Linked DNA regions of Homo sapiens: region 2 is linked to region 1. Evidence: read pairs that join two places in POLR2A ChIA-PET (ENCODE). Cell type or tissue: PC-9. All regions are shown on one strand. Each heading gives the region's core, and the rest is flanking DNA. Links, peaks and the distances in the headings are about the cores only.

The links. Peaks named below come from ENCODE experiments on the same cell type or tissue, not always from the same donor. Only the 100,000 strongest peaks of a DNase experiment are listed, where the experiment ranks them.
Region 2: POLR2A ChIA-PET joins it to region 1 with 6 read pairs; 6 of 35 experiments call an interaction of 5 or more read pairs at or near these places.

Annotation. Positions count from the first base shown.
Region 1 is chr11:128,511,638-128,521,538 of GRCh38, forward strand. The region is part of intron 3 of ETS1 (ETS proto-oncogene 1, transcription factor); the gene reads right to left. Among named protein-coding and RNA genes, the nearest start is that of MIR6090, 5.8 kb to the right of the region's middle. In PC-9, for the core only: no CTCF peak of the experiment used is centred there; a DNase peak (open chromatin) is centred at 6,285; H3K4me3 peaks cover 1,072 bases; H3K27ac peaks cover 159 bases.
Region 2 is chr11:128,395,596-128,405,739 of GRCh38, forward strand. No RefSeq gene overlaps it. Among named protein-coding and RNA genes, the nearest start is that of MIR6090, 120 kb to the right of the region's middle. In PC-9, for the core only: no CTCF peak of the experiment used is centred there; no DNase peak of the experiment used is centred there.

The DNA of each region.
Region 1 (9,901 bases), core at 1,405-9,404:
GTGAAATCTACCTCCACCAAAAGAGAAAAGAATGCCTTGTTGACACTTTGATCTCAAGCTAACGTTTATTAATAACATCATTATTATATTTAAGTGAATGTACTAGATACTCATCGAATCAAAGAAATGTTTAAAATCCATGTGGCTGAACTCAAATGTCAGGGGATTTGGAGAAACTGACTGGAGCTTCATGTTCTAACTCTCCGCTTATTTGCCCTGGAACCTTGGGAGGGTAACTTGGCATCGGTGCACTGCACTTTCCTTATTTGTAAAATATTGGTAACTCTAAGGATTACCATGAGCTCAAATGTGGTGAAGTCACATGGCAAACTGTAAAATGCTACCAGATATAGCCAAGTATTAAGATGAACTAGCAAACAATATGCACAAACGGACCTTAGTATTTCCCCCAAATTCCACAAACACCCAAATATTTCTGAGAATTCTGAAAACAACAGACATGGAATTTTCAAGTTAGCTACAGCTGGGTTTGAATCTGAACTCCTCCACTCAGCAGCTTTGCAACCTTGGGCAAGTCGTTTAATCTCAGTTTCTTCATCTATGAAATGGCAATAATAATGCTTCACTATTGGGGCGAAATAATGAGGATACTGGCACAAAGTTTGCGCCCAATAACTATCAGAAAATAAACAGAACATGAGGAAAAAAGAAAAGATGGATGGAGATGAGAAGTGCTTACACAAGCACCAGTAGATAAACTCTACACTGTCATCAATGATCGTTTTCCTTGTTTTTCCCCCAAAAACTGGCATGCTGAACTTAGGTCCCTGCTTTGGAAAGAGAAGGGTAACTGCGACAGACCTTTCTCAAAATGCAGAAATAACATCAATCAGATGAGACTTCAGATAACCCCCATGTGCGGGCACCGCTCTTCCACCGCCGCCACAGCCCAGTACATTTGTAGCTTCCGGGGTGGCTGGGGAAGCCAAGGCAGGTGGTTTCTTGTCCGGCTCCAACTCTGCTAAGCAGCGTGTGTCCAGTGAAGGATCAGCCGGTGGCCACCTAGACACCATTCTGTGGGCACCCAAAGCACGCAGGCCTGGCCTTTCCCTCTGTGCAAACAGCAGGCCAGGGCCCTGACTTACTGGGCCTGTCAGGAAGAGGCACTGCCGTGGCTAACAGCAGATTGCATTCTCAAGGCAGGAGGGACTGTTTCTGACCAGAGCAGCCTATCAAGAAGAGGCAGATTGGATGAAATAAGCTCATCACTCAGCCCACAGACTCGGCCTGCGGAAGCAGCTGGACTAGCTGCTTCACCTACTGAATGCTTGACTTACATCTCCCTCCTCCAGGTGAGAACCTGCACTGGAGCTGCCTTCCGCTGCAACTGCAGCAACGGCTCATGGAAAAGGGAAGCTGAAAGGAAGACCATGAGGAAGGTATGACTCTTGGTTCAGTGCTACCCAAGACAACATGCCTCCATTTCCCCAATGGTGAGCTAGGCTGGCAACAATTTCTAACATCTCTGTTTCTCTGTGGAAGTAGCCCTTTACCAAAGCACCCAAAATTCCTCAATGATTAAGTTGTTATTAACAGAATTTGGGGATTAGGATGCAAATCCCCATGTTGCCTACCTCTTGAATGGCAGTCTACACTCTCTCCAAGCCTTGGCTGTTTTAAATGTTACCTAAAGTCATAAGATGTCACTGTTAGGAGAAATCTGACAGGTCGTCATTCCAATGAATTTATTTGACTGATGAAGAAAATGAGGTGCATAAAAATGCAATGACTTGCCTAAGGTCACACAGACAGATACTGATGCAGAGCTGTGGCTGGAGACCAACACTCCCGACTCTCCAGCCCACATTCTCCTCACAGAGTGGATGCTGTTTATTTCATACACAATATTTATTCCTACTGGTAAGGAACAAATACGGTAAGGTCTTCCTTATCATCTGTGATTCTTCATTGCATTCTGTGCATTTATTTCGTGTCTTAATGATGTGAGACAACTGATGCATAAGGTATGGAATTAACTTAAATTTTTGGCAAAAGATATCAAATAGGAGAAATGTGTAGGTACTAGAAGTACAAAAGTCGGTTACATGGAAACTCTTTCACTGAAAATTTCCTGTGATAAATTTCTTAAAGGGTATTTCAAAATCAGACTTGGGCAGGGGCAGTGGCTCATGCCCGTAATCCCAACATTTTAGGAGGCCAAGGTGGAAAGATTGTTTGAAGCCAAGAGTTTAAGACCAGCCTGGGCAACATAGCGAGACCTCATTTCTACAAAAAAGAAAAAGAAAATCAGACTCAACAACACATTTTTATTCTGAACATGAATGATACTAATGCATCACACAACTCTAAACGCATCACACAACTCTAATTGCACACAAAAAAAGTAATTAATTGAGAACAGGTATAACACCTGGCACATAGTGGGAGACCCTAGATACTTCAAAAAACCCGTATCTACAAACACTCACCAGGCTTAGCAGATTCCTGTGCCTGACCGAGGTTATTTTCCATTTGTACCTTGAAAATATGTACCTGATTGATTTTGTCATCTTCTCTGAGGTTTAACGCTTATTCTGATAAACTGATACAGAGGTTTTAACAACAGTATGAGTAGGAGGAAAAGTAACCAAAAAAAAAAAGTTACCTATCTCATAAGCTTACTCAATAACTCTGCTCTACCCTTAAATATTCCTACTTTCAAAGGCAAAATTCATCCTGAGGTTCAAAACGCTCTTTGGGTCCTGGCCTCCTACTTCCTTCCTTCATCCCTTTCTACAAGTAAGTTTTTTTTCCTTCATGTTTATCTAAGCATCTCTTTCATTCCAAACTTGCAGCATTCTTCCCACGCTGCTCTCTATATGGAAAATAATCCTTTCCCTGTTCTTACACCTCCTTCAAATGCTTCAGAAGTGCCCCTGTTTCCCATGAAGCTGACCTATGAAACTAACTTAACACTGTTGCAAGAGAGAGCTTCACAGACACAGAAAATACCAACAGTCATTGATCCACACATATTTTCATAAATGTAAACACTGGTCCTCCTGCATTTTTTGCCATGGAAGCACCTGGAACCCAGGGAAGACTTCATCTGAGTTGTCCTGACCACCCATCTACCCATGAGGGATTTAAAGTATTCAGAAATGACCACAGGCAAGGAGTAGAAACAACAGACCCAAAACTGCCCATGGGGCCACCTGAGCCTGGAATTCCTAACCAGGTGTAATGCTTGGCCCAGATGAAAGCTTTTCCAAGAATCTATGTAATATCACTTAAATTCGTTCATCTTTAGTTTTACAATTTCCTTTCATTCATTCTTTCATACTTTCTTACTCTTCCTGTCCTCATTCTTATTCTTGTCTTTTTTTAATTCAAAAAGAATTTTGCAATTGAATCCACCATTCCTTTCCTCCCCTTCTAAAGAATTGAGGGCTTGTTTTTTATTTTTGCTTTTGTTTTTGCCCACTTTAATGGTACAAAAAGAAAACACAACATTTTTTTTGCCCCTTTTCAGCCCAAAGTAAAATTTCTTATCTTCGATAAACATTTAAACAAAACAAAACAAAAATTGCAATTGTCTTCACTTGTGTAATGAAGACACGTCCCTCTACTTCAAAGTTCATTTTATCTCTCTGTCACACACACACACACACACACGCGCGCGTGCACACTACATGCAGAGTTTACAGTTTCTCCACAGAACCTTGCAAAGCAAAAATAAATGGCTTATCACAGCTACCCAAAGCTACCAAGAGGTTTCAAATGCTTGAAGTGAACTTGTCTGAGGTTGATTTGGGTTTCTCAGACACTGAGAAACAAATTTAAAATATAATCCATGTTTGGGGGAAAACCATACTAAACTTAAAGGGCTTCAAACTCTTAATCGTGCCTTATTAGCTTACTTAGATGGTCTAAACCCTGAAATTGGCAATTGAGAGAAGATATTCTAGAAAGTACGATTGACCAAATTTAGTGTCTAACTCGGGTGGCCCTCATCTGTGGGGAGAGCCCCAGTTAATGTCTGTCATTCTGATGCAATTATTAATAGTGCCCCTTTACACTCTCAAAGGTATCCCAGTTTGGGTGGTAAATTATACGATTTTCTATCTCTACACCATTATGATCTGAAGTCCAACAGCCTTAAAATTTCTAATATTACTTTGGGTCTAAAAGCACTATCTGGGTCAATATTCCACAACTCTTAGAGACAGTACTAAATGCTACAAGAAAGAACAATTGAGAAAAGTGGAAGGGGCAGTAATAAGCCACATTTGAAGTGTCAAGTGACAGGCTTGCACCCAAGCAGTAGACACTGGAAAGCACCTGGGAAATATGACAGCGTTGGCCAAGTGATCAATAAAATATTTACGGCTTGAATAGCAATATTTTGAGCGTGTCTGTTAAGCATGGCTCTCTGCCAATGAAACCAGACCTACCACAATCCACCCTGCAGACCTATGTCTTTCTGTATCTGCATGGAGATTATACATTATACAATCAGAAGGAAAAGGGGGTGCAGATAGGCGAAGGCTTCAGAAAAGCAGCCAAGTAGAAATAGCCTGTTTATGCAATTTGGAAAACATCCACTGAAGTTTTGAAAAAGATATCATCAACCCGACAGAAAAAATAAAGCAGAAAGTAGCTAGAGACACATGACAAGTAAAAATGATAGATTTGGGAATAGCCTTGACATTCCTAACCCTGAGTTAAGAACAGCTTAACAGCTGTGAGCGAAGGGTAGACCTAGAATACTGCAAACATAGAGGCAAATGCTATCAGAGGTTCCTTGTGAGCAGGAAAATGGAGCCAAGGTTTTCATTAAGGAGCAGCTAAATAAAAACACGGAGATGATGTTGTTCATATACAAATTCCTCTCTGCGGTGACAGTGTGGGCCCAAGCATACTAACTCTTCGGGAAAATGCTCCCCATAATGCAGTAATAAAGAAACCAATGCCTTAACCTTAAACAAGTGGCAGGGGAGTGTGCCTGTGTGTGAGCCATGGGCTGGGACAGCTGGCAGGTCTGCAGGTAGACACCTGGGGCTGTCTTGTGCCAGGACAACTCCAGACCATGTGCCCTGACACATGGAATGGACTTTTTTAAAAAAAACTAAATTTTAGGGGAAAAAACGAAATTTATATGAGGCATAGGCAGCAAATGCAACTCAACTATCTATGGCCTCTCTGCAAGCAGGATAATTAAATTTTAACTGCCTTAAGAAAATGAACTAGTTTGCCAAGCTATGTCTCATCATCCTGATTATGAGAGATTCAATGCACAGCAACATCAGTGATGAAGGGGAAGAAATGGGCAGAATCTGGAGGCTCAGCGAAGGACTGACCTTGGAGGTGAACATAATCACCTTCCTACCTGTGAGAGAGCCAAGGCCATATGGAAGACGTTGCAAAAACAAGAATCCTGGTTCTCTGCCTTTCATTCTGAGGTAAGCATTGCTGGAACTTTCAAACATCTTTCTAAAGCAACACATCTGGACTGCCAGGCCTGGGGACAACCCACAGGATGGACCCTTTCCCCAAGCCGTATGAAGCACTGAGCTAACAATGAGGCCACCTGATTCAGCTCAGGGGGCTCTTGCAGAGATAGCAGGGAGCCACTGTACCTCCTGAACCCCCAAAGCACCGACCAGCATTGCCTTCTCACCTGCCTGTGTTCTAATTTCCAGAGTTTTTGAGAATAACTCAAAATTTTAGGTATAAAATGCCTACAACATCTCATCAGTTTCTAAATTTCTAGAGTGTGGCCTTAGGCCAAGTATGCATCTCTCAGAAACTCATTTTCCTCATCTGAAAAATGGAGAAAATAATACTTCCACCACACCTCAGAGTAAGTGTGAAGCATAAAAGTGCTCTTTTATCTGGCTGTGCCCAGCACACAATGCAGGCTCGATGTGTGCTTCAGAAATATCCCAACAACTTTTGAATGACAAGAACCTACCACCTTCAATGCAAGCTCATGGAATTCCACCACAGCCATGGATTATTCATTACACAAACCAGAGAGACATCTGTAATTACACTGTCACTGTAACCATTGCAGAGTTATCTGCTGTATTCTGAAACAGGGAGACTCTCCTGAAAAATCCTGACCTACACTAACCAGCTCTCAGTTTGCAGAGATTTGATGGAGCCCAGAGAGACCTGGGCTCCGGGAGGTTGACCACGAGCTGGTTTGTCTCCTGGAGGGAGGCGATGCTCCTACAGGGTGGTCTGGCCTCTTTAAGAGAAAAAAAAAGTTACACAGACAAAAAAACAGCAACACAAACCAACCAAAAATGCCAGGAATGCAAGCTCTGCCAACCAAATAAATAAATAAAATAGGAGATGCTTTATAATAACTGGACATGATGCATTTCTCAGCCCTGCATAATTGAAAACTTGACTTTTCCATCAACCCTGCAAATGTTCCCCTTGCCTCTAGACTTGGTAGCCTTCCTGCTCTGAGGTAACAATGACAATCTCCATCACCCAAAGTAACTGGCAACCCCCTCCCTGTGCCTCCAACAGTGAGAGCTGGACTTCAAGACACTCTCTGAAAGTTACCTCTCACTATTTGCTCCCTGGAGAACAGAATGAAGTTTCACGGGCATGGGATCTCAGCTAAGCAGGTGAAAAGGTCCTCCTTAACTTTACTCTTCTTTCCCTCTAAAATAATAGATTATCAGGAGGTACATAACACAGCCACCTTATCTTCTAACAAACATTCAAGGGCCTCTGAAAATTCTACACTGATCAGGATCATTTTTTGTTGACTTGCTCTGTAGTTAACTGCTAAATAGTATTTATTATGGATCAGGCACTGTTTTAAGATTTTGCACATATTCATAGATTTAATCCTGATATTCATCCTATGAAGTAGAATGATTGTACTCATTTTATAGATGCAGAAGCTGGAGCACAGAGAGATTAAGTCATTTGTCCAAAGTCACACAGCTGCTAAGTGGCCGAGCTGAGATTCAAATCCAGACAGGCTGGCTCCAGAGTCTCTGCTCTGAACCATAGAGCTCTTTAGTCTCTAATGGAGTATGGTCGGCGGGGATCTGGGAGCACAGTGAGCAAGTGATCTAATAGACTGGGCAGCTCTGCCCTTCTTTCTTGTCTACACTGATGAAGAAACAAAGACTGACCAAGCTGAGCAAGGACAAAGCTTCTTCCTATCTCTAAGTATAACGCATGTTCCCGATGGATGTACACCCTCTGCTGAGGGCGGGTGGGGTGAGAGGCTGATCCTTTTATTCTTATAGAACAGCAAGTATCCAGGATTAGAGCTCCTGCTCTTATCTGGACATTAAGCTCACCTCACCAAGAAGGTAGAGCAGAGTGTTGAAGGAAAGGAAAAATTAAGTGGCTTGGGAATGTGTTGGCTTTGGCACCTGGCCCCTTCACAGCAGGCTCCACCAGGAGAGAACCAGGAGTGAACCCAATGGCTATATTTGTTTTTAAGCTATTTAAGATCCTTGCAATCACACTGTTGCAATCAAATAGCATATCCCACCTTACTCTTACACTTGCAAGGAAAAGTCAATTCTACTGTTATTTCAGAGTATATGTTAATTTAGCACTTAACGCTGTCAAACTCCTGTGAAGTCTCAAAATAGAATAAAAGTGCATAAAGGTTCTTGGTCAGGTCCTAGCCAGGAAAACAAATAATCCAGGTCTTGCGGCTCCTGTTTGGACACCCCACTTTCTTACTGCCTCTCTTTGGCACTCATGAATTTGGGAGGGGGTGGGGAGAAAATTCTGGTTTAATCATTTAAGCCAGATAAGATCCCACACTAGCTGTCTCCACACATAAGAAACTAAGCAACCCAAAGAAATCATTCTGACAAATATTTAAGTCACAGCTGTGGATAAAAAGCTACGCTGTGAGAAGTTAAACTTTAAACACATGTCCTATATGGTCTGATGGGCAAGGCAAATCCGCACTTAGCCAATGTCTTGTCCTTCCACTAACAAAAGCAGACAGCCCTGGCCAGAAACACCGTTTCTCCCATCCTTGCTTTGCACCTGCAAGTTAAGTCTCAGCTGAGGTTTCTTTGCTGAGCTTTTGGAAGGTATCTTGCAACATTACTCAAAGCAATATACATTGCGAAGTTAGAAACAGGAATTGATTGTACTTCAGCCACTGGCTCACTACATATTTTTATGTCAATTATTTACCTTTCCTGTGACTCTATTTTCCTCTCTGAGGTATGGGCATAATGTTCGCATATAAGCAACTAAAGGTCCAGAAAAAAAAAAGTTGATTATAGTCTATATATTTTTTCAAGTTTTTGTCTTTATTTTTTCCAAGATAATAAATAATGGTGCTAGAAATCAAACCTCTTTACAATGAATGGCAGAAGACTGCCCAATTTCTTTGGCCAGTTGAAATTTTGTTGTATCGAAGTTCACATACAAAAGATGACCAATGGCTTGGAAATCTTTTTTGAAAAAGAAAGCCATTGCAAATATGCTTATTATAATGGACGCTGACTGTAGCGTTAGGCCTTATTGTTCCCATTTTACAGAATAGAAAGCTAAAGAAAGTTACTTGCCCAGAGCTTATTTTTAATCAGTAACTGAAATGACGGCACCATATACATTGTCTCTAATATTTAATATTAAATTACCAAAAAAATTGCCTCAGCTGTTCACTGTGATCTGAAACATGTGTTGCCAGGGCTCTTTTTCATTCCCAGGATGAAAGATCCCTTGTAGGTATGTGGACTGACATATCGACACGATATTTCCCAGATGACCAAATCTGTCTCTTCCCCCATAAACACCCATAACAACACATATAAACAAGCTGTTCTTAAGGAAAGGACCTATTAGTTGAGTTTATATCTTTGATGTGAACTATCTTTTCACTTCTATATATGGTTTCAATCAACTGACAAACAGAACTCATTCTAGCTTCCTCGAACCCCCAAACACAACCATCATAGAAACAGCATTTCTGAATTGTAGGCCTAAGTGCCTTAAATGTCTCCATGGTTCCAGCTGCGCTCTCAGCATTGCTCCCACCACCATCATCCTTGCGAGGAGACAAAATCTCAGCCTTCTGTGCACAGCAGCCCTGGAGCTGAATGTCAGGGGACCCAGAGGGAGGGGACGTGACCTACATGTCTTTATTAATATTTCTGAAGGACCTCAGAATGACAAAACATCAGTATGGTTGTGCTGAAAGTTTAAGCAGCGTAAGAAAGGGTTAAAGTAAGCAATAAATTATGGCAGAGGCAAAGAAGTGTTAACCACAGGGGGCAGCAACTAAACTTATTGATAATCAGATACAACAGAGGAGCCTGTTCTTGAAATTAATTATTTTCCAGGGTGCACTGCCTTCTCCCTAGATCTTTCTATATACTTTCACCTCCAAAATCACTCATCTCTAAGGATAGCTGGCAGTGCCTTATCCTAAAAGAAAGCATCTTTCCCTCTCAAACTACATTTGTTTCAGAAATTCTGTAAGGCCAGACTCTCTTAAGTTGCTTAGCACCAATATTTGTGTCAAAGACAAAAAAAAAAAAAATTACTTCCTATCCTTCTCTTCTTCAAATGCATATAAATGAAAGAGTTGGACAACACCATGTACCAAAGACACAAAGTCACATTTGGGTGTTTGATGCTTTCCTTCCAACGGACCTTTGGTACCAGAAGAAAAATTTATGGCAGATTAGAAACATGGGTAAAGTAAGTAACCTACATGAATAGGGTCGGACGTTTCTCAAAGTTAAGAGGATAATTTCAATTCTCCTCCGATCTCCTTACCCTCAACCCAGAAAAGAGGGGCAAGGCATGTGACAGGGACGCTTGGGGAGGCAAGACCTTATTTGAAAATCTGCCTGAAGGCCAACCCGTTAGACTGCCCGGGGCCCTCCACCCAGCCTCAGTTCTATGGGGGACGTGGAGTCAGGCGATG
Region 2 (10,144 bases), core at 686-8,685, 120 kb before region 1:
TCCCAAAGAATGTCTCAGATTTTCCCAACACACCCTTCACACACTTAACATTGTAATTATCTGGATATTTTTCTTTCTCGTTTACTATATTGAGAAGGCTAAGAGGGAATGGAGTCACGTTACAATTGTTTTGGAGCCTAGCTCAATGCACAACGTACAAGTGCTCAAGAAATGTGGAAAGAAGAAATTAACTGTTTTTGTATAAAGGAGGGAGAGGTCAATTCTGGAGTAGGGAATCAGAGAGGGCTTCACAGAAACTATTGAATTGAATCTTGAAGAATTAACGTAAATTCACCAGATGGACAAGTTTCAGAAAAAAACTTTCCAGGAAAAACAAACAGTACATACAAAACCAAAAAGAAAGAAAACAAACATTCAAAGAAATGTAAGTATTTAACATGTCTGGGGTATAAATTGCGATGATTAAAATTTGGCTATGATTAAGAAGTTCACCCTCACCAATGTGAATGGGCATCATCCAATCCACTGAAGGTCCAAGTAGAACAAAGAGACAGAGGGAGGGTAAATTCTTTCTCTTTTTTAGAGCTAGGACATCCAACTCTTCCTACCCTAGGATATCAGAGCTTCAGGTTCCTGGGCCTTTAGAATCCAGGACTTAACACTGGTGCCCACCCCCCTTCCAGCACTACTTCTACCCCCAGCCTCATTGCCACCCTGGGTTCTCAGGTCTTTGGACTCAGTCTAAATTACACCACTGGCTTTCCTCATTCTCAAGTTTGCAGATGAAATATCATGGGACTTCCTGGCTTCCATAATCACATGAGACAATTGCCCTAATAAATCACCTCTTATATATTTATATATAGCCCCTTGGTTCTGTTTCTCTGCAGAACACTGACTAATACATAGATTATCAAGTGGTAAAGTAGCAAGAGATGAGGTTGGAGAAATACACATGGAGTAAACCATGGAAGGGGTAATACATTTGCATCGTATCCTATAGGCGTGTAATAGAGAATATAATCCTTACCGTTTCCCTCGCCAGCATATGCACAAGAGATAATTCTAATAGTGTGCTAACACAACACAACATGAAAAGCAAATCTACTGTACAGAAAATAATCTATATTTTGAAACTAAATAGGTACAACTTTGAAGTATTCACTAGTTTTGATGATCTACTCAATTTCAGCAACACAGGGGATAATGGGACTTATTTAGGGAAAAAAAAATTGTTTAAGCTCCACCTGAATTAGGTCGTCAGACCCTGAGGTCCAGGCATGCATGTTTTGAAAAAAATCTTCACAAGTAATTTCAGTATGCACACACACACACTAACACACACACACACACACACACACACTACTCAAACAAACTGGGCTTAGGGGAACACATGCTCTCTAAATCCATTGTCCTGTCATTTGTCTTCACTGATGTGTTAGTTCTTTAAAATGCCTGGTTTCGAACTTTGCAAAATGATGCATTTTTCCCTGGCTTACTCTTCGTTCTCAAACTAGGTTTTAACACAACCCATTTGATATAGAAAGAAGCTGTCTGAGACAGACTGCCAAGGTCAGAGCAAACAAATGTAATCCTGAGAACCGAAAGATGGATGCATGTTCAAGGGAGATGTGATTCTCCTTCTCTTGTTTGTGAAGAGCCATTAGACAAATAAACCGTTGGGACAAGTCTAGAGGTGTTGGACCAGGCGCACTCTGCTAGTGTGATGATCAATGACGGACACCAGCCAGCTGTCAGCAGAGGCTGCAGACCAGAGGGAAGGGCTGATCCTCACTCCTTCCTCAGCAGGGACCACCAGCCTCTTGCATAGTCAGGGACTCAGCAAATCAAGTTTTCCTCCATAGGTTAAAGCTAAACTTTAAACATATCTTCCATTGTTGATTGTTCACTCAGTCCCAGGATTAGGAGCGTCCAATATACTTGCAGTATTCTATAGTTCTGAACTCTAATCAAGATAAATAACTGTATGGTTATGAGTAGTGACAGGAACCATCAGGGAAATGCAAATCAAAATCGAAACGAGATACCACCTAACACCCACAAGGATGACTGGAATCAAAAATATAGACAATAACCAGTGTTGGGGAGGATATGAGAAAATTAGGACCCTGATACATCCTAGTGAGAATATAAGATGGTACAGCTGCTTTGAAAAGTCTAGAAGTTCCTTAGAAGTTTAAACATAGTTACCAAATGACCCAGCAATTCCATGGAGGTAGATACCTAAAAGAAACGAAAACATATGTCCACACAAAAACTTGTAAAAGAATGTTGACAGCAGCTCTGTTCATAATAACCAAAAAGTGGAAACAACTCAAAGGTTCATCAACTGATGAATGGACACAGCTTGTGTGGTACAGAAATATATATATATATATATATATATATATATAATATTGTATATCTATTTATTATGTATTGTATATATCTATGTGTATATATAATCATTTGCACATAACATTTCAGTCAATGACCAACCGCAGTGCTCCCATAAGATGATAATACTGTATTTTTACTGTACCTTTTCTCTGTTTAGATACACAAATACTTTCCATTGTGTTACAATTGCCTACAGTATTCAGTACAGTCACATGCTGTACATGTCTGTACCCTAGGAGCCATAGGCTATACCATATAGTTTAGGTGTGTAGTAGGCTGTACCACCTAGAGTTGTGTAAGTACACTCTAGGATGTTTGCATACTATAATATTGCCTAATGACACATTTTTCAGAATGTATCCCTGTTTTTTTGTTGGTGGTGGTGGTGGTTTTTTTTTTTTTTTTTTTTTTTTTTTTTTTTTTTTTTTGAGACAGAGTTTTGCTCTTGTTGCCCAGGCTGGACTGCAGTGTTGCGATCTCAGCTCACTGCAACCTCCACCTCCCGGATTCAAGCGATTCTCCTGCCTCAGCCTCCCAAGTAGCTGCAATTACAGGCATGCGCCACCACCCCCAGCTAATTTTGTATTTTTAGTAGAGACAGGGTTTCTCCACATTGGTCAGACTGGTCTCGAACTCCTGACCTCAGGTGATCTGCTCACCTCGGCCTCCCAAAGTGCTGGGATTACAGACATGAGCCACTGTGCCCAGCCAAATGTATTCCTGTTTTTAAGTGATGCATGACTACTGTATATGTGGAGGTGGGGAGACAGAAACAGAGACAGAGAGAGAGAGAGAGAGAGAAATACTGAGACCTAGAAAGCTTGAATAACTCATTTCAAGTCAAGAGCAACTTAATGGTAAACTTGGATCAAAACACAAAACACTATTCTTTTTAGTCCTGTATTGTTTCCACTATATCACAATACAGTGTTCAATAGTTCTCTTTAAATCACATACCAGGAGCTAAATTTACTGAAGTATTACAAAACCACCAAATGAGCTTTCACAGGAGACCTAAAAGAGGAAATTAAAGATGCAAATAGTTTAAGAAAAATCTGTGTTTGATTCAGAAACTTAAAACCAGTTTCTTCAAAAACTTGTTAAAAGAGAAAGAAACAGGCATTTTTACCCAAAGAAAGAAATACCATATTCTAGAGATTCACTAAATAATTTTTATGATTCTCTATGCTACTTTCAAGAAACTCTGACTTCAGTTATGTAGACTAAGGTGACAAGAACCATTTATGTAATCAACTGTAATTACATGAAATTCTCTCTTTAGCACATGGTACCCACTGAATGTGGCACAAAAGAGGATATGATCAGTTGATTCAGGATGATGTCATTTCCATGATTCTAAACCAAGAATCTTCAAGAAAGCCTGGGCTGCAAGTTCCAGGGTCAAATTGCAGACTGCTTGCAGAGAGTGGCTCTGCTATTCCAAGAACCTCAGATGGCTCACTGGAGTGATCTGCTTTAGATAGTGTGATCATATGTCTTGAAATTTCCATGACAGTCTTGTTTATACATGTTGCTCCAGAATATTTATTATAGTGCTCTCTTTCACAATCAGAGGTGTTCCGCTTTGAATGGTGAGTTATAAAATAGTTACCCTAGCCATGTGGAGTGTGCTCGCTCACTTAACATTCAACATGCAGTAAGCCACTTTCACACATGGCCCTGTGCTCACGACTTAATAGAGGTTATTAGGCAAACCCAGCTTCACTCTGCTAAAGGTATTTTATTTTAAAATTACTCAAAGCCTGTCTGAATTCCACCCTAACTCCATAACAGACATTGGGTGCCTTCAGGAAATTACTTAGCTTCCCTCTGGTTTATTCATGTTTACTATGAAATGGGAATAATTGCATCAGTCTTACCACACCAGGTAATAAATAATGGTCGAGGAAGTAATTAGGCTTAGAAGCTGGATAGAAACTAAGATGCCTAAGTACTAATTAGGAATACAGCTGAGTAGATTGTGGTTGATGGCCGTCCAAATGAATATGTCACCTCTAATTTCTGCCTTGTTTCTTGTCTTATTTTAATTGTATCTATCTTCTAAGTGTCTTATCTTTACAAAGTACCAATCCTGAACCAACGAGGTTAGATGCTTAATTTTTCTCGTGTTTTGCTGGGCATTTGCTGGCTCTAACAGCAAAGGGGCATTAACCTAACCAAAAATAAAATGGTTTCATATCATTATAAAAATTATTCTGTCAGTGTGAAATGCCATAACAAAAAAGCTTGTATATGTTGATGTCATATATATATATTTATATTTATGTATTCATTTATTCTTATTTTACATATATAGTTATTTGTGGATAAGCAGTTTTGGTGAAGAATAGCTAGTATGTTTTTGAGTAGTGTCAAGGCCTATACTTTTGAGCTATTTTCTAACTCCAAACAGATCTAGAATCAATTAACCTTTACCAAGGGCCTGCTATATTTCAGGGTCTGGACTGAACAGACGATTATGTCATTGAATCTTCATTGAATTCCTGCATAATGGATATTCTGATTCTCATTTTGCAGGTGAGTTACCTAAAATTTAGAAAGAAAAAAGTAATTTACTCAAAGTCACATAAGTAATAAAGGAAATAAAATTAAAACTCGTCTTCTAACTTCAAAACTAGTTCCCTGTGCAACTACAGTATATGCCAACAGGCATGGTTGCTGAGAGAAGCAACTGAGGTGAAGAGGTAGCCACCAGATGGACCATGCATATTTTTCATATTAAAATGATTAAATCTCTTGCAACGAGAATGGCCTATAAATAATAAGAAGCTTTTTCTCCATGTACTACTCTATTTGCAGATCCTTAGAAGTCCGGATTCTATTTTTAATTCTTTATGTTTTTCTGGTTACAGAATTCCTATATAATTAAAATGAGAAAAGCAAGGAAAAAAGGAAACTATTCCTTGGAATTTCTTTCATGCTCTGTTCCCAGCCTGTGTGTGTATTTTTTAGTGTGTTTTTAAAAGGTTGCATTGACTCAGCAACAGGATAGCCAGCTACGTGACAGTTCATCTCTGGTTTCTATTACCCGTGATGAATGCCAGGGATCGTGTTTATACTCTTGAGTCTATACACCAGTTATGGTCTTAGGGAATTTGGTTGCGGCTCTGATTAAAAAAAAAAAAAAAAAAAAGTGTGGGGGTGAGGGGTTTGGACAGGAGGCCAAGAAGCTAAGCAGGGAGCTGCAGGCATTTCACAAGCTGTTGGGGTGCAGGGTGATGGGCCCATGAAAGAGTGACTCCCTAGTCCTGGATTCTGAGTGCAAAGTATAGCCTTCTCTGTTCTTGATGCTACCAGACTGTATTCAGGAACACTTAAGAGAAATGATGGAAGTCAGAGCTGAAAGCTGTGTCCTCGCCAGATCAGTGGAAGGGCACGACAATCATTCAGCTAACGAAGGAAACTCCTTGGCTAGCCATGAGTTCATTATAACCAAAAGTGGGAGTGGGCAGGATGGGGTGTTGAGGGATACATGAATTGTTGAGCAACTGCTTTGGAAGGGCACCAAACTTCATGTTTGTTCCCTTGCACACTTGTCCTTTCCATAATTCATAGAATAATTCTATCTAAAGGTTAATATAGACCTTGAAGTTCTCCTAGCCCAGCCCCCACTTCACGTTTGAATGTTTTCTATCACATCTCACCAAACATCATGCCTGGGTAAGTCCAGGAATAAATAACTCATTGCTTCCTGAGCCATCCCAGCTCATTTTGAGGCAACTCTAACTATTTGAAAAACCATCATTCATTTATTCAATAAATATTTATTAAATGCCAACTAAGTGCCCAAGCCTGGTTTTAGATGATAGAAAAAAAAAGTAAACAAACAAGCACCCCGCACGCCCCCACCAAAAAAATCCCTACTTTCATGAAGTTTGCTTTTCTTACACTAAGCCAAGCTAAAAGTTGATCTTACCTAACCTTCTTCCTCACTGAGCTACTTACAACCCTCTAGGTCCTCTCATTAGGCATGGGAAAAGTGCTTAGTTCTTCTCCCATGTAAATATTTAAAGACACTGGTAGTACCCCGTTTGGCCTTGTCTTTTTAGTTCCTACATTTATCCATAGTTACATGTTTTCAAGGCTCTTCACTACACCGGCTCCAAATTTCTGGGCTTGTTCTGCTTCGTTGTTCTTCCTTTTCAAGTGCAATCCTCAGAAGTTAATCAGCTACTCCAGATGAGTTCTGACCAGCACAGAATATAGCAGCGGCATCATTACCTTGTTCTAGTTCTCGGATGTCCATTAATACAATCTGAGTTTAAGTTGCCATTTTTGATTTCACAAATCACTGCTGATGCACATGAAACTCAGCTAATTTTTTCAACCCTGTTATTATGTAAGATACTTACTTAGATTGGAAATAGGTCCACAGCAACCAGCAACAACCACACTGCTCATGAGATTCTCCTGAAAAACAAGCTCAGCCTCCCTCAAAGAGAGCTACGGGACATTTTCAGCCAGCCTGAAGACCACAAGTGTGCCTGGTGCCAGCCAGAATTGTCTTCCATTGAGAGAATTTGCAGATTCTAGTAAATCTCAAGTCTAAACCTCAGCTAAATTATTTAGAAACAATGAGCAAGGGCAGCTCTAACTTGGCCCAATATCTGCAATAATAAAAGTTAATACATTTTGAGCACTGCATACATTATCTAATTTAATCTTCACAACATCCTTTTGAGGTGGGTACTAATTTTACCAGGACCTTGATTTTGGGATGAGAAAATGAAAGCTTATTGAGATTAATCCCTTGCCCAAACTTAGACAGATTTTAAGGGCAAGTAGGACTCAAATATAGATGAGTGGACTCCAAAGCCCATGTACCTAACCACTCTAATCACCAGACTTCTCATTTTCATTGCTAACCTGTCAAGCAATGTTGCTTGAGAGGGAAGGAGATGCATTCCCCCAACACATTATTCTTTCTAAATTTTTTAAGAAATGTTAATAATCAAGCTTAGAAACAAGCAAAAAAAAATGACTCCACAGACATATTAGCTTGGGAGGGATCAAGTTGGTTTCTCCCACAGGTTCTGAGAAGCAGGGAGGCTATCTGGGATCCTCTCATAAAAAATCCTTCTGATTCTGATTCTGATGTCCACCTCACAAGTCAAATGGGGAACTGAGCTTGACAACAAATAGCCGCTTTCTTATTTCTACTCCTTTCCCATAATTTTCAACAGGAGATGACTATGTTTTATCTAATGATCTGACTCTGTGGAGTGGTCTCTAGGTTGCACCCCCCCCCCCCCCGAGTGTGAGCTAATGGAAATGTTTTGGAGACCACTGATCCAACTTGCTCTAGAGTTAGGGCTGGCCCCCTCCATCCAAAACACTCAAGGGCCCTGATATCTTAGTCTGCTCAGTACAAAGCCACACAATCTGACTCTACCCTGCCCAGGCAATAGTGCAGTCCTAAACACTGTCCTCTGACTTCAGGTAGCTCATGTACCAGGGAGAGACCTTTCAAAGACCGGTGAGAATACCCAACTGACCAGTGATTAAGAAAGGGAAATTTCAGATTCTTGCACAGTGAATACACAGTTGAGCCAAGTACAGAATTTTGATTTTCTCCTCTCTGCTTATGGATAATTCATTCTTTTATTTCTTCATCTATATGTGAAAATTTGTTTTCCTTATATTTTCTGTGTTGCTTCTATTCCTATCAGGCTTTCCTGTACACACTGTGTAACTCCAACAGAAACAACCTGAACTCCTAAGGATACAATTGAAACTATTAGTTTGCTATAACTTTTCTATTTGATTTACCAAGATACTCTCCCTATAGCCAAAATAATTATATAGCAATCTATGTTGTAGCAAAAGGAAATAAACAACGGTGTTTCTTAAACACTTACATAGAGAGTTTAGATGTATTTTTTAACCTTCTTTTCTCTTTTTCATCTAATTTAAGGTGAGATTCCAGGATCTTTCTCATGAAAGATCCCCAGAGAATGTGCCTGCTAAACTTGATAGAGTCACAAAGCTAGGTTACAAAAGAGAGCAAATTAAATTTAGACCCAAAAGTGTTGATACCACATATACTGACGCATTTCTTCAACAGTTTTCCTTTGTTTATTTATTCAGGGCACTAGAGAAGGTGCTCTAATCTTTTAATAACAGACTCAATCTGCCATTGTCAAAATTATCAACAAAAATAATAAAATGGGTTAAATACAACCACAAAAATTCACTGTGAGAACCAACATTTCTTTCTACTTGAAAATTCCTTCAATTTAGGTGGTAAAAAATTATCTGGATATCTAGAAAGGTACAACTTTAAGTCACCTTTCAGAGTACTAATCCCAGAGTAGTATTTTATTTTAAGGGAAAGAACCTCACAGGGGACAAGAACGCCACAGGGAATTCACTGCAGACTCCAAAATCTGCCAGTTCCTGGAAGGATGGGTTAGTCCCAGCAGTACTGCAGATGATCTAAGAGCATCCCCGCCTTAGGGGAGCTGAGAGGGTGGCATTGACAGCTTCAGTGGAGTCAAGATGGTCCACAAAGGTACAGTCAATGGTGACAGCAGTGAAGAGTGGTTCAGTTGAGCCATTCACATGTAGCTTTTCAGTCTGAATGTAGACAGCTTTTGACTCTTAACCCATGGGATGCAAGTTCCCTGCAGGATGAGGATGAAAAGATACTGGGGAAATAAAAGGCCATGTGATAAGCATCATGAGAAAGGACAAAGCATGTGCTGAAAGGCTTTCAAAGCCACTTCTGATGAAAGTGATCGGGAAGAAGTAGCATTGGAAATGGATGTTGAAAGATAGGTTTGATTTCAACATAGGGTATGGGGGAGGGGGTCACTCTATACAGAAAGTGAGTAAAGTTGGGGAGTGCAAGAATGTTCACAGCACCTACAATTTGTCCAAATGGTTGAAAAACATGCAGAGAATGAGTTGATGTAAGAAAATGACCAGACCAAGGAAAGAATCACTTGGCATATAATGTTAATTTTTTGAAATTTTATTTAATATATAGGATTTGTAAAGATCTTTCTGTAGCAATTTTTTAAGGTCTTCCTTCCTTCCCCCTTTTATACCTCCCTTTAGGCTATAAGTTGCTGAAATAAAGGGAAATATGTTTTTATCTTTTATACCTTCCTAAGCCTCTAGAATAAAGTTTGGTTTGAAAAAGTCAGTAAAATCCAGCAAGCACAGGTACCAACATTATAAAGATGATTCATACATGGTTCCAGGCTTCCCAACTAGTGGAAGAGGCAGAGCTAGAAACAGATGAGTTCAATGTCATCTTTTAAAATGATGGTTATTCATAGGATGCTTGGAAATGCAGAGGGGCACTAAATATTTATGCTCAATAAATAGTTGTGGCCTCGCTGTGTGGGAGTGTTTGGAGATCTAAAGGTAGCATGAGATGTACAAATGTGGAGTTTAGTTTTAAAGAGACCACCAAGAATTGCTTCATTTATGAGTGGCCCTGGCCCTGCCACTGATTAGCTCCATGAACTTGAGCAAGTAATCCTTCTCAGAATGTTTCTTTTGTTGATAAAGTTAGGAGTTGCATGATAATGATGTCTAAGTTTAAATTTTGAAAAGCTTGAATTTTATGCCAGATGGCTTTATTATTTCCCTGGTTCCAGATCCCTTTCCCTCTTGCCTTTCACGCCCTGTGCCCTAGGGCTGTATGGTGTGTACCCCTATAATTCTCCCAGCCTGCAGGGCAAAATGTAAAAACTTCAAGCCTCTTTTTCAGCAGACAGAAGGGAGGGTCAGGGCAGGATCTCGGTAGGTTTTG